2 separate regions of the Mus musculus genome follow, and region 2 is linked to region 1. A link is a loop called in an ENCODE intact Hi-C map of the cell type or tissue named here. Cell type or tissue: heart. All regions are shown on one strand. Each heading gives the region's core, and the rest is flanking DNA. Links, peaks and the distances in the headings are about the cores only.

The links. Peaks named below come from ENCODE experiments on the same cell type or tissue, not always from the same donor. Only the 100,000 strongest peaks of a DNase experiment are listed, where the experiment ranks them.
Region 2: a loop joins it to region 1, with 8 times the contacts of the local background. A loop is called at or near these places in 14 of 42 quality-filtered maps.

What each region holds. Positions count from the first base shown.
Region 1 is chr6:51,871,181-51,880,968 of GRCm38, reverse strand. It overlaps Skap2 (src family associated phosphoprotein 2), which reads left to right. Exons shown (of 13, transcript NM_018773.2): 10 at 1,121-1,198; 11 at 6,382-6,494. Among named protein-coding and RNA genes, the nearest start is that of Skap2, 140 kb to the left of the region's middle. In heart, for the core only: a CTCF peak has its summit at 4,853 (motif pointing left); DNase peaks (open chromatin) are centred at 2,308 and 4,538; H3K27ac peaks cover 781 bases.
Region 2 is chr6:51,993,132-52,002,919 of GRCm38, reverse strand. It overlaps Skap2 (src family associated phosphoprotein 2), which reads left to right. Exons shown (of 13, transcript NM_018773.2): 4 at 6,796-6,903. Among named protein-coding and RNA genes, the nearest start is that of Skap2, 15 kb to the left of the region's middle. In heart, for the core only: a CTCF peak has its summit at 4,315; no DNase peak of the experiment used is centred there; H3K27me3 peaks cover 275 bases.

The DNA of each region.
Region 1 (9,788 bases), core at 819-8,818:
CCCTCAGGTCTCCGCCCCAGCAGGCTGCCAGCTTCCTCAGGGCAGAACCTCCCTGTTCCCTTTGCCTCCTTGGCAAGTCCTCCCCCTCACACGTGGGTGATCCTCAATGGAGACTGGTTGACTGGTTGATTGATTTCTTAGCCATACTAGCTACCTATGTGTATCTTACATACACATTGGAGATTATTCTTGAGCTAGTATATTTTTTCTTTTAGTTTTTCTTTGGTATGCCATTTGTTTTTATATCCTACATTAAATATTTTTCAGTTTTGTATAAATCCTTAAGTAGGGAAAGTGATAGTGTAATACATCTGCTTTTAGTAGAAAAGAATGACATAGTTTAAAACAATTTCTTGCTATTTTATTCCCTATCCTGGGAAGGGGATGTGCTTAGAGTGTGTGGGAGCAAAGTCTGAGCAAAGCACTGACTGCGGAGAGGATAAAGAACATGGGTTCATACCCACAGCCTCAACTTTAAATCGCATGCTTTGGAAGTTTGCCACCTATGCATCTCAATTTACTTATCTATAGAATGAGGATTTATAATCATTCATCTATAAAGCCTTTCCTTCTGCGATATGTGACACATAGGAGATCCACAGTAGAATTTGGGGAAATGACCTTTAAGTGTTAGGACTATCTAGCAGCCTCTTGTGAGAGGACTAAGTGAGGAAACCAGCGAGCATGGCTGGGGTTTGATGACTTACAGGTCATCTGCATTTTATGTCAGACGCTGTTTTCTGTGCTGTCTTGATGTTTTAGGAACCATGTATTGTAGTACTCCTGCTATTCAGTATAATATAGCATATCTGTATAAAGTTGGCTGTTACTTTACTAGGTCTAAGGGCTGTCCTGGATTTAAGATTGCTCCAGACAAGTTTCTCTGTACATTTAAAACAAATGTGCAACACAGTAGGGTATATCTTATATTGTATCAGGTCAACGTAAGCCTTGGTGAGGATGTTGTTTGGTTATTAACAAAGGAATATGAATCTTGGGTGTTTTGTGCTCTTAAAGATAATTATTAAGTGCTGTAGACTTTGTCTTGCTCTTTAAGCAGGGTGGGTGCTGTGATTGACATGGGGCCTGTTAATGTGCCACTGACTCTGTTTATTTGCAGAGGAGGAAGAGGACACTGCTTCAGTGAAGATGGACGAGCAAGGGAAGGGAAGTCGGGACAGTGTGCATCACACCTCAGGTAGCACTGGCAAAGTCTATTTTGGTTTTGTTAGAGTCACTTTCTAACCCTCTGAGGATGTTTGCACAGCTCCCTGAAGAAGTTGACTTGTTTGGTCTGTATGTCTTATGCTTGATAAGCTGCTTAGTCCCATTTAGGATGCATGAAAACCACTTGAGAAGGATTTATAAAGTAAGCCAATTTATACAAGGTATTCCTTCCTGAATTACTTTGTAATGACTCAATTAGCTTTCATTTCTGCACAAAGGAGATTTAGTTGCATAAATTAGCTTATCATCATTGAGGAAGTGTCACTGCTAAAGGACAGTTTATAGATACAACATGCAGTTGCTGTCAAACCTATAAGAATGTAATATAGACATCTGTGTATACTTTGTGCTTGAGCAGAACAGACTTCTGCCATTCAGAGACTAACAGGGGACAACAAGTTGCCCAAGGGACTGGCAATGTAGACATCTCTGAAAAGGTCAACTTGACACAGGCTCTGACAATCGACCCACAGCTCTGTCTTCTTTGATAAAAATCAGATAAACTTAAGACCGCTAATTGATCTGCAGCCTGTTTAAATGTTGGCCATGCATATCTTCATTGCATATGATTAACACAGAAAGCAAATGAATTGGGTAAGAAATGCCAGAGTCCAGTGACAGCAGCTTAAAAATGAGGAAAGGACACTGGTTGCCTAGCAGACTGGGGAAGATATTCTGCACTATCCATTTCCACCTGGCACTGGGCCCCAAGTACTAATTATGTGCACACCATGTACACACACACAATACGGACAACTCTTCTTGCTTGTTGCTATTTCCAAGTAGCACAAGATAAACTATCTGTAGCACAAACATGAAGTTAACTTTGATAAACCAGCATTTATTTTACAGGGAAAGAAGAGATGGGCAGCCTTCTTATCAGAACTTTACACCTCTTCACAGCCATATGTCAGCTGGGGTGAGGTCTGCCCTGTCACCCCCAGGTCCTGTAAAGAGCTGGAGCTAGGGTCACCTTCCTCTCTCTGATATGTCCATACATCACTCTTTTGAGTTGTCAGAAGCAGGGTGGACAAGCAGTGCGTGTTCAGGAAGTAGCTTTCCTGGGGCCTTCCTACTGTGACATATGGGAAGGAAGCGGGCCTGACTCTAGACCTGGACAGGAAGGCAGGAGCAGGTTGCTGTAGAAGGTTTGGGTTTGCCTTTTTTTTTTTTCCTTGACAGAAAGGAAACAAGACAAAGTCATTAGTTGTTAGCCCTCTTGCCCTATAAAATAGAGTTGTAAAACATGGCAGCAAGCAAAGCCCAGGCACTCTATGCTTGATAGTAAATTAGGTATCTGTTTTTAAAGTTCTGAATCATGATGCTTCTGCCAAGAGCATGCATGTTTCTTTGTAAAATGTCTATGCAGGTAGAGAGGGTAGAAACAGATAGTAGATAGACCTTCCACAGGCACAAGTGAGCATGCCTCAAATGTTTGCCTTTGAGGGTAGGGGGAAAAGAGTTTTTCTCAAAGGAATCCAGTAAGTTGATGAGCTTTTCATGCCATAGCCACAAGATACTGCAATGTCTGTCTCTTGTGCCACAGAGCTCTTTCAAGCCATCATTCAATGCCTTCGCAAAGCAAGCCGTCAGGGACTCTGTGCTTGCCACTAGGAGCACTGAGCTGACAAGAGTGTTGCTTTCTGCCTAGCATCTCATCTTGTGAACTTCTAACCTCGCTCAAGAATTTGATGTATATTTTTTACATTGACTAATTTTGCAGGAAGAGACTCAGTGTTGCAATGTAAAATCTAAAGGTAAAGCTGAGTTCATCTTGTCTCCTACAAGTCGCTTCACATTCACTCATCTTACAAAGGTCATGTATATTTATAGGTATATAGATGGGCCCGCTTGATGTTTTTAACAATATAAAAATCTGCTGTCCTTTCTAAAACACTTTTCAGGCTTGCAGTACTTAGGGAAAGGGTCTCTGGTGTCGGCATCATGCTTCATTCATTGTCAACATGCCTTTTATAATCTTGTGTTTGTGGACTATCTGGCGGTTACTTGCTTAATTTGTACTTTGGTAACAATCCTGTTAGCTTTGCCAAATATGTATTTTTATAAAAATTTAAAAGCTCATTGTGTACATTTTTCAAAGGCTAGCTAACTTTCCTTTTTAAACCTTCTTTCAAAAGTAATTCATGCCCCTCAGGACAGCACACATAGCAAGGTGACATTTTGTGTGTAATTTTCAAAATATTGACTGTGGTATAGATAGAATGGTGTTAACATGCCGAGTAAAGACAGCGAAACCACATTATCTGTGCTTGTGAGTGTTCCATAGTCTACAGAATGCCTGCCTTTCTTGGGGCCAGGGATGGTTCTCAGCAGGAAGGCATTCTGACTAGCCTACTCGAGGCTCTGCATCTGCTATCCCTGTGCCACAAAGCAAAGCAAAGTCATGTCCTGTGGGTTATCTCCCCGAGCACAGGCAAAGACTGCTAGTGTTTGTGAGCCTTCTGTGCTTTCAAAGCTGTTTTTGTACATGAGTTTTGTCTATGTGTGTTTAGAGCCACTCCATTTTAGAGATAAGCTATAGGAGCTTCCTGCTTTCCACAAATAAGATCACTCCTGATTCTTTTTGTCTGGCATGCTTTCCGGGGAGGCAGCTAGCACACACACTGCTGGCCTTCCCCTCACTGTAGATGCCCGCTCTTCACTTAGAACGCCAGTCATAGACGCACAGATGGCACACAGAGTGCTCCTCAGCGGTGCTCACTGTCCATGGGACCGACCGTCCGTCATTTTTTGGACTCCATCATCATCAAGATTACAGGAGGCACAGTTGAAAATGTGTCTTTCCCCGGCTCTGCTGAATCCCTGGCTCTTCCCTGACTTCCTTGCAGCAGTGAGGTTTAATGGAATGCCCCTGATGCACATCTAGGGAGAGATGCATCTTGTACACCGTGGGGGTCTCTCCCCTTGCTGCTCCTGTAACTCCCATTAGTGTTAATGGGAGTCTCTCCAAGTGTATCCAGGGAAAGAGAAACCAAAGTGGTAAGAATGTGTATTTAAAATCACTGGATACTTGGGGTTTTTTGTCCTTTCTTTCCTCCCCCTACTTAAAAAAAAAAAAAACAAAAAACAAAACAAAAAACAAACAAAAAACATGTTAATTGAAAAGTACTGTGAGAAGGTCTGAACCAGAGGAGGGCCCGGACAGCTGGGACCTGGGATCCCACAGCTCCACCAAAAACTTTGACCTCAGTTTTTCAGCCAAAGTTTGTTTCTTCCACGTCTTCGGACCAAGCCTAAGGCCTGAGCAGCGTGGGGAACAAGTTGGGGGGTGGGGGAAGGGCTACTGGGGAAACTAGCTATTTAGACCTTCTTTGACTTGGCTAGAACTGTGTGGCAGGCCTCACGTGTGAGATGATGTCATCCTGTCTGCTCTAACTCCTTGACTTTCAAGCTGACACTGAGAGACCACATGGGGTGCAACATTTGACCCAATTAGCAGTTGATTTAATCTGACAGGAATGTTTCAATTCTAAATCTCTATTTGTCTAAATAAGTGGTTTTTAAAGGAAATCAGTCACTTTATTATTAAGTGATTTTTAAAAAAAAAAAAAAAGAAAGAAAGAAATGGTCAATGCTTGGAGGTATCTGGCCAGCTGGAGTGCCCTCTAGTGTCTGTTTACAGAATGTATTTAATATATGCCTGGGGGCTGGGGGAGGATGTGATAGGGGTGGCCACAAGCACTATTAGCTCCTGGTTGGATTCTGGGGCTTGCACATGCCCCTGCTGGTTTTAGTGCTCTGAGCCCAAGTGCTACTACAGTGGAGAGGCCAATACAGGGTCGGTCTCTCTCTCTCTCTCTCTCTCCCTCTCCCTCCCTCCCTCTCCCCCCTCCCTCTCTCCCTTCCTCCCTCCTTCTTCCTCCTCCTCCTCCCCTCCCCCAATCCTATCATGCCGCTCCTATTGTCCCTCTCTTTCCATCCTAAAAAATAAAAATTAACAGAGGATTCTGTTAGGTTGTATTTTCTAGTCCTTGTTTATTTTCTCACAAATTTAAGTGAAACGGTGCATCCCACAAATACTTAGATTCCATGTTATTCAGATTCTCCTTTTTAAAAAATGTTAAAGACATTAAGGAGAATTTAAATCTCCTAATAAATTAATACTTTGTGGAGATCAACACTATGCTGACTGTACTAATGTGGCCGTTTGTATTGAGGTTGCCAAGACGCCTCTTGTTTAAAAGTGAGATGACAAGCCTGATCCAGCATCCATGTCCACGTTATCCCGTGGATTCAAAGCTGACATTGCAGCGATGGAAGCTGTCAGCACATCTGTGTTCCGCCTGGCTAGTGAATACACGGGCATTTTGTGTCTTATTGATATAACTTGCAGTCTTTTTTCCTTAACTCATCAGAACTCAATTATCACGAAATTAAAAACAGGAAACAGTTCTCTTGTGTAACAAAAGCATCCAGCGTATTTAACTGTGTGCTGTGTTTTAGGAGCCACATTGTGTGAGTGACAAAGCATACATTATCCAGTTACTGTGGTATTACGGAGCGACGAGCACTAAATAATCAATCAGTTAATGGTGTGTATGGCAGTTTGAGCACTTCACATCCATTGTGCTTATGCCAGGAGAAGGATGAACTGATAACGCCACTGTGGGAGCCTAATGTCCTAGACCTGACGAACAAAAGTCTGCATTAGCAATTTCACAGCTGCAAAAGTATTTTAGAGACAACTTTGAGAGACTTTGGATACAAATGCTTTATATTTGAGTATTAAAGTATGCTATTATTATTATGCTCTTATCAAGTGTTCTAAACTCCATGAAATTGTTACTTCAGATATGTCCAATCTGTCCCTTAGATATTCTGATGGTACAGTAAGACCAGTTGCTCTTTAAACACATAGCGAGTGAGCTTAGGACTTTCCATTAAAAATGAGCAGAAGCACCTTGCTATTTGAGAATGTAATTGCTACAGGTTATAGATTACAGATAGAAGTGGAGGGGGCCATGAAAAACCAAACCTTCTGAAACAATCTTCATGAGCATGCTCAGGAGTAGTTGCAGGTTCACTAAGATGTACCATGATCCAGGCCAGGGCTTCTTTCTTGGCAATCTAAAATGGTTCTTTAATTTCTTTTGATTCAAGCCTTAACCCCAAGTCTCTCTCTCTTTTTCCTAGGAGATAAAAGCACTGATTACGCTAATTTTTACCAGGGTCTGTGGGACTGCACTGGAGCTCTGTCTGATGAGTTGTCCTTTAAGCGTGGTGATGTGATTTACATTCTTAGCAAGGTAAGAAAGTTACCCCCCACCCCACCCCACAAATGACAGCTGTCAACGGGAAATACACAGCTCAGTTCTCCTGCATTTAAATTTACAACACAAGGGAAAAATGCCAGTTGGAATTCTTCTAGGTCCTAGTTAACAATTGGAAGTTCACAATAATTAATTATTTTGTCAAGTGAACTATAATCAGAATTTAAACACAATCAGATAACAGGATTCAACTTAGCCGTGTGTTTACCTGTCACTCTAGCCCTTGGCAGGCATCCACCTACTGCCTTATCCAGAAACAATATACTTATGTGAAAGTTAACATTGTAAGGTATTAGGTTATTAATTATGTTTTTCTTGCTTCTTCCTCCTTATTCTTCTGTGTGCTTATTCTGAGTTTGCCTGCCATTCTCCAGTAGAAACATTGTGTTTATAAAAAAAGGTTTTCATCTTTGTGTAAACACATTGGGTGTTCCAACAATTTAAAGGCTCTATATTCAGACAAGTTGAGGTAATTTTTTAAAGTTTAACACACTATATTTGTAATTGCAGTACCAAAGTATATTGCCACAAACTCATCTTTATGTACATGAGAATCGTGTCTTTGCTTTTTAAGACACTGCACTGTAGAACCTGTCTGCTCCAGACATCAGTTTCTGATGCAGTGTTGGAACTCTCTTAATTTTCACTCTGAAGTTTTTCCTACTGTACTATAGGGATTTTTAAAAATGTTTTTAAGCTTATCTTAGCACCAAATCATGAATGAAAATGACTTAAATATAAGCAGGGAAATGTTATATAGGTCATAAGTCTAACACTTTATAACCCTAAAATTATTGAGCTGAGAAATATTTTGGATATTTCAGAAAGATGATATGTGTTATTAGATACAAAGAGAATTTGAAAATAATGTCACATTTTGGATTTTAATGTTGGTTGGCTGGCACTGAAAATCTTGACCCAGCTGGTCACAGAATCTTAGAGTGGGCATCTTAATGAAGATTGTCTATTCTTGGTGCAGATAGAGTACATGAGCTAGCTATATTATCTTGACTCCTAGAGTAGTTCATTTCTGTCCCTTCTGCTTAATCCCATCCCATCCCATCCCATCCCATCCCATATAAAGCATGTACAATACCAGGACACATTCTAGACATCAGGAATCCTAAAGAATAATACATAAGCACTTGGAGATTAGTAGGAGAAGTGCGAGAAGGAATATTTACTAATAATACAGATTACGACTTATTGAGAAGCCCAAAGCCAAGGCTGGTTGTGAACTCCAGTCAGCCTCCCAATGGTGGGATCCATGGGTTGCTATGTTATCTTACTGTCATATCCACATGACAGCTTTTGGCTAAGTCTGTTATCAAACATTTAATTGTCCCAAGTTAAAATAGCAGCTTTTAAAGTTAATTACTTAACAGAAATAACACTGTTTGGCCCAGTTCTTATCAGGAAACTTTCCTGAAATTCCTCCCAAATTTACCAAGCTCACTGTTTATTTAACTAATGTAGCTGTGAGTATATAAAATTCAAAGGTTGATTAACTTGTATTTGAAATTTCAGAGTGTAGGGATATGTGGTACAGCACTGTATTCCTTTGCACACGTGGAGCTTGTAAAGCCCACATGGGCTGCTTCTTTTTTTTTAATTTATTTTTTATTAGATATTTTCTTTATATACATTTCAAATGCTATCCCGGATGTTCTCTATACCCTCCCTCCGCCCTGCTCCCCTACCCGCCCACTCCCGCTTCTTGGCCCTGGCAAGAGAGGCCCCTTGGTATTGGGGCATATAAAGTTTGCAATACCAAGGGGCCTCTCTTCCTAGTGATGGCTGACCAGGCCATCTTCTGCTACATACGCATCTAGAGATACGAGCTCTGGGGGTAGTGGTTAGTTCATGTTGTTGTTCTACCTATAGGGTTGCAGACCCCCCTCAGCTCCTTGGGTGCTTTCTCTAGCTTCTCCTTTGGGGCCCCTGTGTTCCATCCTATAGATGACTGTGAGCATCCTCTTCTGTATTTGCCAGGCACTGGCATAGCCTCATATGAGACAGCTATAACAGGGTCCATATGGGCCTCTTCTTAAGGCCCTCTCAATGGTACCTTGGGCTGCTGGAAACTCAGGCAGACAACCCACCCCCACCCCCTCCCCCAGGCAAAGTGGCACGGACTTGTCTCACTTCCGCCATTTCCTGTTCCTGTGAAATTAAAGGTGTAGTCCTAGTGTGCACTGTCCTTCCTGGATGCTGAGGGAGGGTAGAAGTTGAGTTCTCTGAAACCTGTTTAAGACCTGGGGTTAGAGGTAGCCCAGCTCACACGTAGCCTTCACTTCCGTCTGACCATCGTAAATGCTGTTATCTGGGAGAGAACTGGCCTCCTCTTTCAGACCTTTGCAAGGCTCGATGTTCCAACAACATTGGGTTCCTTCCAGAGACAGCATTTTAGTTGGGACTAATTTTGGTTTTTGAAAGAAGAGCCAAGAAAGATGAACGTGTTAGTCACTGTATCTCCCCATAGCTAAATGATTGATACTCACAGTCAGCAGCTGTAAGCCTCAGAGAGCGGTGCATGGTACCATAGAGAGAACAGCCTCCCGGCTCTGCCCCAACGCTGCTGCTGACTTTGCTGGGCTCTCTGCTGGCTTTGGAGGTGAGTGTGTGTGTGAAGATTCCTTCCCACCTTGTACTGTGCAGGTGCAGAAAGAAACACGGGATGATCTCTCACAGGTGCTGTAACCTACGGTTTTGTCCAAACCTGGGTAGACACAGACCTTAAGTTAATACCATAACTGTGTTTAATTTCTGAATGCCTAAAATAATAAATTGAGAACTCAAGATTTTTCAGAAGAAAGCAGTGGATTTCTAGATCAAGGTGGGACCAGTGCTGTATATTTTTAGAAGGATAAGCAGTTGGCTCAGCAGGTAAAAATGCCTGTTTTACTCTGAGAACTTGAATTCAACCCCTGAGGCCCATGCAGTATAAGGAGAGAACACATAAGCAAACGTCTAATTTGATTCTTAAAAACAGAAGTAGTATAAAAATAACTACTATTTTGTATGACTAGAAATGTGTTTAATCTTAGAGTATTATCTAGATCTCTGTGGTGATGGCATGAAGTTTTCACCATTCTAATTTATTTTTTTACACCATCTAGTGGCTCAGAATGAGTGGTGCAGGTAATTGCAGCTAATGTGCACAATCAAACTGGTGTCATTAATTTAGCTTTACATCTAGCTATGGGTGATTACTCTCCCATCTCATGTCAATAAAGTATTAGCATTAATCATGAAAAATTGTGTTCATCA
Region 2 (9,788 bases), core at 1,160-9,159, 120 kb before region 1:
AGAAACGGATCTAGAATTCTCTGTGTAGAATCCTAGTCTTAGGTCCTGTTTGTTAGCGGTAGGAATCGAAGTACAGGCATGCCCTTACAGCTCCGCCAGGGCTCAGCTGACCCCAGCGAGCTGTCACCTCTTGCCCTCTCACACAACAGGGATTGTCTTACGGGGTGCAGGTGCTTTGGGATTTTGTGGCATTGGAGATGGAACACAGGATTGTCACGTGCTAAGCAAGACACTCCCATGAGCTATAGGTCATGATTTTAAAGGATGGGTAAAAACTGGTACGAATTTTATTTGACAGGATAAATAAATGCCAATCTTTATTTTGGTTCTTTTGTTTGGAATAAATGTGTATTTTAGACGTTGTTAGAGATGGGCATTTGGTTTCATTGTTTTTGAGGTATGCGGTAGTGCTGGCGAGCTGACAGATTTCCTTTAGACTTGAGACACTTGCTCAGCACTGGAGCTTCCAGGTTCTTCACAGTTTGAGTCCTTTGAGAGGACCTGCACACTGTCCTTCTCTCTAAGGTGCTAATTCACTCTCATGGCCTTCAGCTTGTGAAGGTTAGTATGACGATAACAACGTGAGGTCCCCTAATCTGTGGAACTAGTTTCTAAGTCTGGACAAGAAAATAGTGTGGCACCTTCTAACTGGGTCCTAACATTAATCCCCCGTCTGAGCTGTCAGCAGTGAGAGGCCAGCCACAGCTTTTAGGACACCAAGTTCTTAGCCCCACACAGCCTCAGTTTCAAGGCAGTTAACAGTTTCTTTCACAGTCCCTTGTCAGGATCGGTGTGATCCAAGTGAGCTAAGAGAAGCTTTGCCATACTAAAATGCAGACAAGAGCAGGCAAAGTCTCCTCCTTCCTAGTCCTTGCAGTTGTGTGCCTCAGGGAGTCTTAAACTTGGCCTTAATCCTATTGCATTTACCTAGGTGAATGCACAAATGGGCTTATACATTTTGATGATGATTTTTTAAAAATATAATACATTATTTGTGAGGAAATAATAGATACCAGGTCTTACCTCTTCTTAAAAGGCGTATATTGTTGCACTGAGTATTTGCTGAACTCTCATTGTGGCTTAATTATTTGGACATTAAACAATTTTAAGCTAAGAAGGCATGGTAATGGGAAGCCATTGTATAATTGCAAGCTTTCCCTTTGGGATTCTGTTTTAGAACTTGTTCAGGTGTGTGGATATTAAAATTACATTACTGAGATACATTCTTTGTCTCCAAAGAGTATGGAAGTTTATACAGTATTTGATAGAAATTGAAAAATGAGCTTAGAATAAGAGTTCAAATAATGTGGAATTCAGAGATTTCCCCATAATCATTTGCCTCTGAATAAGTCATTTGCAGCTCAATACTGCTGAATTGAGTTAACTAATCACTGAGAGCGCCTGCACAAAGTAAGCCTGTGGATAAATTAGATGTATACCTTGGAGAAATATGAGAAGCTGAGTAATTTTATGCCATCACACCCTCACAATATATTTAGTTTTGTTCTAAAAAGACTATTTTCTAGCCTATTAGGACTAGTAAAGGACACAGATTTAATGGTTGCAAAGTGGTTACCCAGCATGCATCTTTTTTCAAAAGATCTCTACTCTGTGAGCATAGATTCCCCATTGAGTTTTGTCAAGTTGTAACTTTAGAATAATCATCAGTTGTTTATCTAAATGCCTTCATTTTTAGTAAAAAAAGGATTTGAATTTAGACAGAAAACAGTGAGCTTGGTATAGTCCCTGTTATTCATTAGAAACACTGCCTCTTCATAAGGTCCCCGTGACTCTGGAACTCTTGAGCAAGATGGGTAACTAATGCTACTATCATAGTTGCAATATATCCTGACACTGTCGGGTGCTCTCCTGAACCCTAACCCTGTAGGCTCCAGGTCTTTGTGTACTGGAATTATGTTATATGATAAAAAAAATTTTTTTTGAGACAGCATCCCTTTTTGTATTCTAGGCCAGCCTCTAGCTCAGGATTTTTCTGCCTCTGCCTCCCAAGAGCTGGGATCATGGATGTACACCATCCTACCCATAATACATAATTATTTTATAATTGTTCTCTGTCACAGTTCTCTTAAAGTGACTTAAAATAGTTATTTTTGCAGTTACCACATTACTATTTTTGTAAAGACTATTATTAATCATTAGCTAGAGTTTTCTAATACATATTAGGCTTACCACAAAGAGTTAAATTTTTACCTTGTATTAGTGTTAGTACTGATTTAGGTATTGCTTCCTTTATAGATTTATCAGAAGAAGGTAACGTAACACATAGTAGATATTCAGTAAGTCCTTCTCAGTGTATTTCTCTATTGTGACTTTATTGTTCAAGAGGATTGAAGTTAGTCTTGATTCAGAAGTTCAGTTTTGAAAGAAGTTTTTAGAAATGTCTAAGTCATTTAAAAAGTAGGTATTAAATGGTACACCATTTCAAGAGAATAAGTTTCAAATTTGTAGTTATTGGAATCTAGATTTTTTTTTATCCCCCTGCCTTTGGCTCTTCCTGTGCTGGGCCAGCATAGACATGTACTCTGGCCGAGCCCTTGCGCTGGGCCAGCATCTAGTTTTTAAATGGGATTGCTTTAGATGCAGCAGCTTTGGTCCCTTTCCCTCTAACTGTGAAAAACAATTAATAGATTTTTGTCCTTACAACTCTATCAGTATTGTTAAATATGCACAGATTTATTTAGAAAGCAATTTCCTTTGACCTTCTCGTTTGTATTATCTAAGCTTATTAGTGGGCCACTTTGTAAAAATAGCAAGACTGTTAGGTAAGAGGGGATATATTTTAGTTTGTCCTAGTGGAGTCTTCAGACTAATGGAAGAGTCAGTCTTTGGGTTTAATTTCCTAACATAGTATATTCTCAATTGAAACTTAACTCCATAATGAAATCTGAGCAAATTAAACTCAAGGAGTTCCATTTCGCCCCTCCTGTCTCCCTCCCTCCCTCCCTCCCCATGCTTGTACAAGGGTGTTAAAGCATGTTTGAGATAATGGGGCCGGTAATGGTAGGAGCCTGTTTCCAAGGTAGTCCCGGAGAAATGATGCCCTTATTTTGAATCTCTGCCTCAGTTTGGTGTGAGTTATGTTTATTGTTTGTTGGCTCTAAGTTGGCCTTCTAAGAATGAGAGGAAAATCTTACTTGTGTCATTCAGTGTTTTAGGAACTAAGCTTCCTTTAAGAAATTACAGAGTAAATGCATGAATTTATATGTTTATTATGTATTAGTACTGGAGAAATCAGATTGGTCAAATGAACAGATTTAGAAATTAATTTGTTCTCACTTGGAGTTATCTCTCCAAATTTTGTCCTCGATGCTCTGTGTGAAGGAACAATTATTCTCTAAATAATATGTTAGTTATAATTTTCTTTAAGTTAACAGTTATACAAATTTATGAAGTACAAGTAACATTTCAATATGTATACAAATTAGACTGTAAATTATAGGTATATTTGGCTGATTATCTGATTATGTTTAAAATCGGACTTTATTTAACAAAATAAGCAACAAATTGGGCAGAATGCCTGCAGTGGTGGTGGAGCTCATGCCTGCGCTGTCACTGTTGGCTGCATCTCTAGGCATTTAGGAAAATGGTAATTGATTATAAGCCCTGTGAAAAGGGGTGGCTAGCAGTATTATAAATTTCAAAATAGTTACCAGGGACCTGTGCTGCTGTGGTGCGATGAAGCCTGGAAGGTGCCACTAAAACGCTGGGAAGGGGAGCCTTGGATCATTGTCTTTTAGATGGTTAACTTTGTATCGTTAATTAAACTTTTGAAAGTTGTGGGATAAATCAAATGCTTTTCTAGGGAAACAAGAAACAGTATTAATGAGCAACAACCCCATAATTATCCTTGTGAGTACATAACAGGGACACATTCATGTCTTTTCTTTGCGCAATAACTTTTACAAAGAAGTATTTTTAAACTGATCATTAATTTTATGACCACAGAAATGAGATGCAAAATTTATGCTGTTGTCATTGGCACAGGCTCAAGGCACCATGGACATTATGTGTGATTGTAATAGAATGACTGCCAACTAATGACTCTGCAGACATTACATTTGAGCATGCTTTTCTTTTAGATGTCTGATTAGTCTGTAATGCTTTCAATTATGTCTGTAAATTGTATTGGATACTTTTACCTGATGCCCATTGTTGATTCGGAGTTCAGTATTTTATTACATAAACACACATTGAACGTTTTTCTTTTAATTCATAGAATCCTTTGTAGGTATAGCTATAGATACTTAGCCCTGGGGAGGAAAGATGCTGTGTGCTACTCAACAGCGACCCCTGTGTTCAGTTAAAGATCCTCAGAGGAGAACAGCTTATCCTCTTTATTGGTTGAGGAAATGGTTGGAAAACAAACTCAGAGGAGGGTAAAGGGATGGATCATCAGTGCAGTAAAGCCATGCTGAAAAGTAGTGTTTTTCAATATAATGCACTTTTAAAAAGATAGGTTTCCCGCACAGATGCTGTGTAGATTCCCGTACATTTAGAGCAGTTCTTGGGATCAGAGAGGGGTGGCAGGAGGTGGTGTGCGGGCCGGTAGTAAACAGTCCTGTAGCAGTATGTAATTTAGCTTGTCTTTGGTAAATACAAATATCACACCAATTTTAAAAATCCATCCTTTCAATCAATTTCAGTTTTTATAATAGGTAAATTGAAGACAATTTAATTTTAATAGTAACATAAAAGTATATATTAAAAAAAACAAAACTAGAGAAGTCTTCAACATGTCAGTGACAGATTTTTATAGGATATATTTTCTTATATTAAATGTTTTTGATGTTACAGTGTTTATAATCTTTGTTATATATATCATATACATTGAATATAGATTGGTATATGAGTCCATGTGTGTAAGATCACATACATTAAAATAGACAATAGCCTTATCAAAAGTTTAACTATTGATTTTCAAAACTCTAAAAAAAGTTTTAATTCATCTGTTCATTCCCATGTAGCGTGTGAGGATTAAGCCTGACTGTCCAGATTCCATTCTGTTCATTAGCTTTAGTGGTTTTGTAGTTATAGTAGCTAACATACTGAATGCTAAGTCCTGGAAATGTACATAAAGTGTCCTGATACCTTAAAACTTTAGCAAGGTTTATTGTCTAGTGTGTAATATGAAGAGTCCTTAGAGAATCAATATTATAACAATTCTTACTTCATTAAAAATAGGTCACAGCGGGCGTGGTGGCGCACGCCTTTAATCCCAGCACTAGGGAGGCAGAGGCAGGCTGATTTCTGAGTTCAAGGCCAGCCTGGTCTACAAAGTGAGTTCGAGGATAGCCAGGGCTACACAGAAAAACCCTGTCTCGAAAACAAACAAACAAACAAACAAACAAACAGAAATAGGCCAGGCAACTAAAAGTAACTGAGAATTTTGTGATCTTTATTTTACATTCCATGTACAATCAATCATGTTCAGAATATTTCAAAAGTATTTTTCGAGGCTCCTTTTAAAATCAAAACTTTATGTATAAGAGAGACATTCTAATGTCCTGGAAAGTACTTTGAATGTCTTGAGAAAGATGAGTTCTAAAGAGGTGGCAGCATCTATATGCAGTCCTTGGAATTTTGATTGCAAACATATTACCATATTTAGTGCATCAGTGACAGAATTGCCAAGGATGATGAGATAGGTGTCTGTCTTCATGAGGATGTCACCATCTTTACAGTTTTGAGGGTAAGGGTGATGGTTGTACACGAAATAGCAAAATCATAAAGAAATAGAAATTAACATTTAATTTTAAATTATGTAGGCAATATTATCTTGAAAGAGGCAGCCTCTATTAATAATGTTTAGAAAAATAAGAAGAAGCCATCAGATGGATGCCAAAGGATGTACATGTCCCTTTACCAAACATCCTTCAACTGATAGCAGATAATTTAAACTGTTACCAGTTAGTATACTATTAAGCATATGTTTTTCTACACTGTTGAATTCATAAGAAAAATAAATGTATAACTGAGCTTAGCAAATAGCTAATTCATTTAAAAAATATTTTAGTCAAGTACATGGGAAAATACCCCAAAGCTCTTATCATGGGGATTAAATATGTAAAGCAAACACATTAAAAAAAAAAAAAAAAAGCCCTAACAAAGCATCCGAGGATTTGAGAATCAAGTAGGAAACAGGCTCTCACATGAAACCAGTGATTGAAACCACTGTGTGAAAACGGGAAAGGTTTGTAGGTTATTGTGTTTGAATTTAGAGGGATTATATGACTCTTAAAGCATTTTATGCTTAATGAATTCCTGCTTTTGAAAATGTAACTCCTTTTATCAAACATAATCCTATGACTTTTAATGGAAACTGTATTCCTGGGCTTTTCCTAGTCAGCCCCTCATTACAGGTTTCAGACGACTGCATAAGTAAGGGGAGTACCTGAATTATTTTCTCAGTTGCTCTTTCCACTTTTCAGTTCTTGTTATTCTCATTATCTTATTGGTCTTGCTTAGTTTTTTTTTTTTTTAACTTCTAGAAACCTTGGTCTTGGGACTAAATTCTTTTGGGTCATAAGTAAGCAGTTGTCTGATGACCTTTAAAAGTATTTACTAAGTCATTTATATTACAACTCATATAGAATAATGTCAGACGTGGTTTTACTTAGTTAAATAGGTTTGTGTGTGTGTGTGTGTGTGTGTGTGTGTGTGTGTGTGTGTTCTGTTGCAGTGGTGGAATTTAATGGTCAAACTGACCTCGTATGGCAGGCTATCCCTATTTCCAGTGGGCAGATCATAGGAGGCTTTTTTCTGCTTCCTTTACAGGTGATGCTGAGGACGGCGATGAATATGACGATCCCTTTGCTGGGCCTGCAGACACGATTTCCTTAGCCTCAGAGCGCTACGATAAAGATGATGATGGCCCCTCTGATGGTATGTGACATCCTCTCCTAGAATATACCTCTTGGAAATGTCATACAGATCTGCCGCATGTCGAGGGAGTGGGCTTAACAGGAAGCAGAAAGTGTGGAATTGGGGGACCTCAGCTTTAACAGAACCTTTTCTGAAGCTCGCTCTCTCTCTCTCTCTCTCTCTCTCTGTGGTCCTAGGGCGGCTTCTTGAATGTGTAGATGCTGCCTTGGTAAAGAGAACCCTTTTGACTAGAATCTTTCGGCAAGTGCTGGTACTATTACAGGAAGGGTTTTAGTAACAGTTTGTTGGTTCATTTAACATGATCATAGTCTTGCTTAATATTTGATTGTGTTCCTTAATGTTTTTTTGTATTATTTAGTGTATGAGTAATGAACAAGAGATTTGGTATATTTTTTCTTAAAACTTAATACAAAATGAGTTCATAAAATATTAAATTAATTATTTCTACATTACCTTCTCATATTGAGACAGTTTTTTTCCTAATCAAATGCCTTTTTACTATACATTTTCATTTTTCTGATCACCCTTTAACCCTGCCCCATATTATGCATTAGTAGTACGGTGTCTTATATTAATTGAATTAGTAGTAGAGTTGATTGTTTATATTTTAGTGATTTTTAAAACTTATGGTCTGTTACCAGATTTATGAATCTTATTTTTAGGATGCAGCAAGTGCCTCCTTTTTGATAGCTAGTCAAGTGACTCGGCACTCCAGAAAGCTCATAAGAGTGATCTATAGGTATAAATTAAGAATGCATACCAGTGCATTAGCCATGCATATTAATTTGTGCCACTCAAAGTTTCACTGAGACATAGAAATGAAGGATGCCTTTTGTCACCATATGATAATCAGACTGTGCAGTTCTGTCTCTAAGTACAGTTGCTGAATGAAAATGTGCTTCCTGCATCAGAGCGCTCCACATTCCATGTTATCCAGATCATTCCCTTTGGAAACATAAATTGCTTTTATGAGGTATAAAATTATGTCTATTGCAGAACAGGGATAAGTCGAGTACATGCATAAGTGATAAACATTCTAACCACTGACTCAGAACAAAACAGTCTTTTTTTACATCCAGAACTTTGTCCAATGTGTAACAGTGATAATTGCATCCATTTTGTGTTAACTTTTACATTTAATACATTTTAAAGGGAGGGATGTTATCTGTCTTCTGTCTTATACAAAGATGCATGCTTCTTTTCACCAGTGCTTGCCATCTATAGCCAAGTACCACCCTCTCTGCCCTCATAGCTACCATTTTATAATTGAAGAAATCGTATTTTCAGGCAAAATAATAAATTATTAATTAAGATGTACTGTTTTAAGCCTCACTTCAATGATTTGGTTTGCTTTTCTGTAAAACGTATGTACGTGTGTGTGTGTATGTATCTATACAAATGCACAGAGACAGAACATTTATATTCAAAAGAATAAATATACATTTACTATATCATCAAGTCGGTTTATCAAGTTCTCAAAAATAGCACAAATATTTTGATATGTAGAGGCCATTATATTATTGAATATGAAAAAAACCTACAATTTAAAAAATAATCTAACAGTTAAATATATATGATCCAGAAATAGTCTAAAGTAAATTGTTATTAAATTATAGAATATTTTTATGATTATCATTTTCTCTCTTAAGAATAAATGATTTTGGTGCCTGGTGAGATGGCTGCTAAGCCTGAAGACCCGAGTCCCATCCCCAGGACTTGTGGTAGAAAGAGAAAACCAATTCCCACAAGTTGGTCTCTGACCTTCTCATGAGTACTCTGGTACATATGTTTACCACTCCCATAATAAATACATATAAACAAGTTAAAAATTTTCCATGTGTTTTCAAAGTCAAAATAAATGCATTAATAGGAAAAAAACGTTAAAAGGTAATTGATGGCATGGTTATGTGTAGCACTAGTTTTGTTAAATATCTGTGCTTATTTATTAGTGCATAAACATTTCTTGAGCAGATTAGATGTTCTACTTTTATTATGATTCATTGTGATATATTAGTAATAGGATTTTAGCAACTTTACATATTCTTGGAACATGATAGGTTCATTTTCATACAGTCACTGGACAGTCACTGCAACCTAACATCTCATTTGCTCTTTGCAGCAAAGATTTTTGTCTGTGTTCTCTGTGATTTGTGGAATATAATTTCCTTTCCTGTTATCAGTCTAATGATGTGTTAATTACAAAAATGTATTTAACAATAACTGTAGCCGCTTAGCCTTTGTCAAGTCAGGTTGTTGTTTTGTCCTTTTGACTTTTACCTTGTGGCAGGCACTAGCAGTATCTGAATGTTGATGGATTATAAACTCGAAGCATGATAATGTATTTTTCATAGAGTTAATGTAATTTTCAAGGTATTGTAAAGGTCAAAGCTGCACATCTCTATGAATTCTAAGTCTGTCTTTCCCTTTAATATTTCTTTTTCTCTGTTCCTCTGGTTCAAAAGTTCACCCAGTTCCCAAATGGCCACCTAATTTTCCAGTTATTCCCTCAAGCCATATGTGTTTTGGTTTCTTTATGGTTTATTAGGTACTGTAGGAAAGTAGCATAAGTTATATCTTCTAATGAAATTCAAGCACACTTCAGTGATGCTTCGACTTGATTGCTGGTAGCAATTAAATCACAGGCAAGGAGGATAATGCATAATCTCACAAAGGCCAGACACCCTATCGACACTGAATGGGGATGAAAACAGAAACAAAAACAACATCTTCAGACCCTGCCAGACATGTTGTTTCCAGCCTGCCTGGTTTCTGTCTTCTATTCTGTCTTTTGTTGTTGTTGTTGCTGTTGGCCAGCTGCCTGATGGATAGCAAAATCATAACTTGCTGCGTGCTAACAGGCAGAGTTCACGTGTAGGTTATTGAGA